2 separate regions of the Homo sapiens genome follow, and region 2 is linked to region 1. A link is an interaction called in ENCODE POLR2A ChIA-PET data of the cell type or tissue named here. Cell type or tissue: PC-3. All regions are shown on one strand. Each heading gives the region's core, and the rest is flanking DNA. Links, peaks and the distances in the headings are about the cores only. Region 1 has its middle 2.8 kb from the start of PTHLH. Region 2 has its middle 460 kb from the start of CCDC91.

Evidence for each region. Peaks named below come from ENCODE experiments on the same cell type or tissue, not always from the same donor. Only the 100,000 strongest peaks of a DNase experiment are listed, where the experiment ranks them.
Region 2: POLR2A ChIA-PET joins it to region 1 with 5 read pairs; 1 of 35 experiments calls an interaction of 5 or more read pairs at or near these places.

Annotation. Positions count from the first base shown.
Region 1 is chr12:27,974,024-27,976,941 of GRCh38, reverse strand. No RefSeq gene overlaps it. Among named protein-coding and RNA genes, the nearest start is that of PTHLH, 2.8 kb to the right of the region's middle. RefSeq lists enhancers at 448-1,136, 1,137-1,825. In PC-3, for the core only: no CTCF peak of the experiment used is centred there; DNase peaks (open chromatin) are centred at 1,181, 1,321 and 1,601; H3K4me3 peaks cover 1,979 bases; H3K27ac peaks cover 2,500 bases.
Region 2 is chr12:28,651,670-28,654,587 of GRCh38, reverse strand. No RefSeq gene overlaps it. Among named protein-coding and RNA genes, the nearest start is that of CCDC91, 460 kb to the right of the region's middle. In PC-3, for the core only: no CTCF peak of the experiment used is centred there; no DNase peak of the experiment used is centred there; H3K4me3 peaks cover 1,353 bases.

The DNA of each region.
Region 1 (2,918 bases), core at 240-2,739:
AATTTGCCACACCACAATTAGAAGGAAGGGTAAAAGCAGCAATCTGATATCTTGTACAGAAATAAGTAAAAGATTCTCTTATGTGTTGGATGTTTATTAAATATATTCCCATAAATAAAGGTGTGTAATACAAATGAGTTATAAATGTTTATAATATTTTGCAGTCTTTTGTAGTATTTGAGGTAATTCGTTATTCAGTTGAAGATGAGATCTCTATCCAAGTTAAGTAAGGAGAAAATTGCCAGGATAAATTAAGAGACAAAAAAGTAAAATGTGGAGATAATTTAATTGCCTTAAACATGTATAGAAGCTTACCTTTGTAAATGTTTTTTCATAAGAATATGTCACAAGAACTGGGCAAAACTGTACCTACAAGGAAACTCCCATAGCATTTGTTTTCTCCTTTGCTAGGAGTGGCGATCAGACACACTGCTCAGGACAATGGTGATTAATGAAGTCGCCCCACTGAACAATATGCTACAAAGGGCTTCACCACTCCTAGAGAAGAAACTGTCCAATTTTCCTGAGATACCGGACAATCTCCTGGCAGCAGTTTCCCCACTCAATGAAAGCAGGTGTTGGGGACATCCCACATGGTGCAAATGCTGGTGGATGCTTTTAACAAACAGAAGCCTAACAAGATCATCAACTTGCTTCTCTCTCTTTAGAGAACAGAACCTTAGCAAAGGAAAAGGAGAGAGGCTACTAAAATGGATGGACGTTTCTTAAAGCATGTGAAACGTTGCCTGAGTGGGGAAAGACACGTTCAGGAAGGAACTAAAAGGAAACCCACAATTTGGAATCGGGAGATTTTTCCGTCTATCTCTGGAATTCGGCCTCTGTGCAAGAGCGCGTCCTGGAGTTGTGCAAACACACGTCCAGCCTCGTGTCGGGCGCACACCGGCTGGATCGCTGGCAGGCTGGGGCTCTGGGGCGTTGCGGCCCCTGGGGTAGGGGGGTCTGTGCCTCACCAGGACAGCCCGAGGACGCACATCAACGAGCCTTAACCACCATGGACAGCTCACTGGCTTCCCCCAGCCAGCTCTGCGCAATTTACAAACTCCATAGGAGCCACCAGCTAGATTGATTTTTATGCCCTGGAGAGATGCCACGTGTTCCATGGCCCACGGTCTACACCCCCAACCCCCACCCTGCGATCGCCAACTGTAACCACTGAGCAGTTATATATAGACAGAGCGGGCTTCGGGGATTAATAATCTTCTCCTTGCCCTCAATTCCGTCCTTTAAGATGCCACCGGATTCCAAGAATCAGACGGAGGGAGTTGGCAGACAGAACTTCGTTCCACGTCCGTTCATATCCTCTCCTCTCCCGCGCCGCACCTCACCCGGCCTTGACTTTGCAGATCGCTTTAAGTGAAATAAAACAGACGGGTCCCGGGGCTCCGGCAGGGCCGAGCTTTACGGGCGCAGGGGAGGCGCGCTGGGAGAGAGCGAGTCGGGGCTCCCGGAGGAAGGGAGTCGCCCCTCCACACCCCGACGCGGCCCCGGACAGGGCCAGGCCAGGGAGGGGGTACGTCTGCCTCATCCTTCTCTCCCCGCGCCCCCACGGGGAAGTCAGCGTCACCGTCTGCCTAGGGCTTATCTCATGTTTGAGTCATAAATTGACCTGGAGGGAGAGGGGAGGGGAGGAAGAGCCCTGCTCAGAGGAAGTTCGCGCGCTCCCTCCGACCCTGTCCTTGGGTCTCGGGGTTCCCGAAGTTTTCCCTTACCCGCAGCCAGATACGGGGCTCTCCCGGGAGGAGGGGGGCGCGCAGGACCAGAGACTCCGAGTATACTCGGGTTAGAAACCAAGCACCCAAGCCGGCGGGACAGGGCGGGGCAGAACGCAAAGACCTCAATAATACCGCTCCGGGCAAGAAGGATTCTGTGCGGCAGTCCGGAGTCCAGACTCTTAGGGACTGAAGCCCGAGGAGAACCTAGGGGAAGTAGTAGCTAGATCCGCTCACGGGCCCCGAGACCCCCGAAGTTCCCATGGAGCCTAAGATCCCCAGGAGCCAAGCCTGCCCCGTCCCTGCGGATCAGCTTCCTAATGGGCGACCCAAGTCTATCGCAGGCGGTGGGGATGAGGACGCTGGGTGGGAGGAGGGGAGGGGAGGCTGAAAAAGATCATCCCCCTTGCCCTAAGGCCTCTCCCAAGACCCTGGACCCCTGCCCTAAGAGACTCAGGCCTCCCTTGCTGCAGTGGGAGCGCAAACACCAGGGCAGGAGACTCCAGAGAAGGAGCGCATAACTCAACGTTTGCTCTCCTGAAGCCTTATTTCTGATAAAAATTACAGAAAAGTTAGGCAGGATCCAAAGACACCGTAATGACCAGCTCAAAGCCAAACAGACAGGACATCCAGTGCGGGTGTCTGGATAGGTATCCTTCCTGCCGGAGAGTTTAGACATCTCAGTCCGGGTGCTGCCCTGGGAAGGGACTTCGAGGCCAGCGTGGCACGGGCAGAGAATGGTGTTAGGGAGGTAAAATGCTTGCGGGGGCAGCCCCTTTTAGGCAGCCCCCGGCTCAAAATTTAAGAAAGGACCATTCGGTTCATGTGGGGAACTGGGCTGCTGCCAGGAGGGCCCTGTGATGCCACCGGAGATTGACTTCAGGTTGAGAGGTTGTCGCCTGAGCCAGGTGGGGCTTGGAACTCTCTCTGTGGCCTCGTACAAGTCCAGAGCTGCCTACTTTCAGGAGCCAAAAACTTGGCCAGCCAAGGGCAGGCATCTGGCTGGCTGGCACCAGTCCAGGAGATCAGGACTGGGACACTGCACATTCATATTCTCTCTCTCTCTCTCTCTCTCTCTCTCTCACACACACACACACACACACACACACACACACACAGAGACATATCTGAAGAAGACTCTTCAGATATGTTTCAATTGTCAGGAGTTTGCGAGGTGCTCAAGTGCTT
Region 2 (2,918 bases), core at 97-2,596, 680 kb before region 1:
AAAACCACCATGGCATGCATATACCTATGTAACAAACCTGCACGTTCTGCACATGTATCCCAGAACTTAAAGTAAAATAAAATTCAAAAAGTAACTGTAATACTGTAATGGTGGTGTATATATTTTTGTTTATTTTTTATTATTATTTTGTTTTAGACAGAGTCTCACTTTGTCACCAGGCTGGAGTGCAGTGGTGCGATCTCAGCTTGCTGCAACCTCTGCCTCCTGGGTTCAAGTGATTCTCCTGCCTCAACCTCCCGAGTAGCTGGGACTACAGGTGCATGCCACCAAGCCCAGCTAATTTTTGTATTTTTAGTAGAGATGGGGTTTCACCATGTTGGCCAGGGTGGTCTCGATCTCTTGACCTCAAGATCCATCTGCCTCGGCCTCCCAAAGTGCTGGGATTACAGGCATAAGCCACCATGCCCGGGCATGTATATATCTTTTATATGTTTAATATGAAGGTTAAAAGACAAAATTATTAAAATAATAAAAGCTACATTATTTTGTTAAGGAAGACAATAAAAAATGCAAACTGTGACAAAAAATTTTAAATGTGGTGGGGGTGGAGGAATAATATAATTTTTTTCTCTTGAGACAGGGTCTCTTCTCACTCTGTTGCTCAGGCTTGAGTGCACTGCTGTGATCATAGCTGGCTAAGTTTTTGTATTTTCTGTAGAGACAGGGTTTTGCCATGTTTCCCAGTCTGGTCTTGGACTTTTGGGCTCAAGTGACCCGCCAGCCTCACCCTCCCTAAAGTGCTAGGATTACAGGTGTGAGCCACCACACCTGTCCTAAAAGTATAAATTTTGTATGCAAAGTTAAGCTGTTATCGGCTTAAAATAGCCTGTTATAACTGTAAGGTGTTTTCTATAAGCCTTATGGTAACCACAAAGCAAAAACCTATGGTAGATACACTAAAGATATAAAGTAAGAAATCAAAGCATACCACTAGAGAAAATCACCTAATCACAAATAAAAAATTTTAGAATATATTCAAATACATGGTAATTAAACAAGTTCTTGAATAGCCAATGAGTCAAATGAGAAATTAAAAGAGAAAATTTAAAATATCTTAAGACAAACAAAAATGGAAGCACAACGTACCAAAATTTATGAGATGAATCAAAGGCAGTTCTAAGTGGAAAGTTTATAGCAATAAATGCCTACATCAAAAAAGAATAAAAATCTTAAATAAACAACCTAGTTTCACGCTTCAAGGGAACTAGAAATTGAGATAACAAACTGAGCTTAAAGTTAGTGGAAGAAAAATCAATAACTAAGCAGCAATAAATGAAATAGAAAATAGAAAAAGAATAGAAAAAATCAAAGAAAGTAAGAGTTGCTTTTTTGAACAGATAAACAAAATTGACCAAACTTTAGCTAGCCTGGTACGAAAGACAACAATATCAAATAAAGAAAATGAGAATTTCAAGAGGAGCTATTACAACTGATACCACAGACTTACAGAGGATCATAAGAAACTGTTAAAAAAAATTATACACTAAGAAATTTGATTGTCTAGAAGAAATGAATAAATTCTTAGACACACACAACTTACCAAAACCGAATCTTAAGTAAACTGAAAATCCGAACAGACCAGTAAGGAGTAAGGAGATTGAACGAGCAATTTAAGAAACAAAAAAAAATCTTCCATTAAGGAAAAGTCCAGGATCTGATGGTTTCACTTCTGAGTTCTACCACACATTTAAAGAAATAATATCAATCCTTCTCAAATTTTTTCACAATATTGAGGGAGAAGGAATATTTCCACACTCATTTTCTAAGGCCATCATCACCCTGTTACTAAATCCAGGCAAGAACACTACAGGATAAAAATAATAATAATAATAGGCCAATATATCTGATGAACATTCATGAAAAAATTTTCAACAAAATTCTAGCAAATTGAATTCAGTACACATTAAAAGTATCATTCACCATGATAAAATGGGAGTTATCCTAGGGATGCAAGGATATTTTAACATATGAAAGTCTATAAATGTGATAATCACACTAATAGAATAAAGGACAAAAAATGTACTGTCATCTCAATAGATGCAGAAAAAGCAGTTGACAAAATTCAACATCTTTTCATAATAAAAGCTCTCAACAAATCAGTTATGGAATGAAAGTACTTCAACAAAATAAAGGCCATATATTGCAAAACCACATCTGACATCATACTCAATGGTGAAAAGCTAAACACTTTTCCTCTCAGATAAGAAACAAACAAGAATCTCATTCTCGCCACTTCTATTCAACACAGTACTAGAAATCCTAGCCAGAACAACTAGGCAAGGAAGACAAATAAAAGGAATCCAAATTGGAAAAACAAAAAATTAAATTGTCCCTGTTTGCAGGTAATATAGTCATATATGTAGAAAACCCTAAAATACCACCAAAAAACTAAAAGGACTAGTAAATCAATGAAGTTGCAGAATATAAAATTAATATAGAAAATATGCAGTGTTTTTATATATTAAAAACAAACTCTTCTAAAAATAAATTATTTTAAAAACATCCCATTTACAGTAGCTACAAAAAAATTAAAATACTTAGGAATAAGTTTAACCAAGAACTTGAAAGACCTATACAGAAAAGGCAAAACATTGATGAAAAAAATTAAAGAAGATACAAATAAATGGAAAGATATTCAATGTTCATAGATTGGAAAAATTGAAATATTTAAACAATTTAAATGTCTGTATTACCCAAAATGATCTACAAAGTCAACACAATCTCTATCAAAATTTCAATGACATTTTTCATAGAAATAGAAAAAGCAATATTAACATTTGTATGGAATCATGAAAAACCCCAAATAGACAAAGTGATGTTAAGCAAAAAGAACAAAGCTGGAGGTATCACACTACCTGACTTCAAAATGTACTACAAATCTATAGTAACCAAAACAA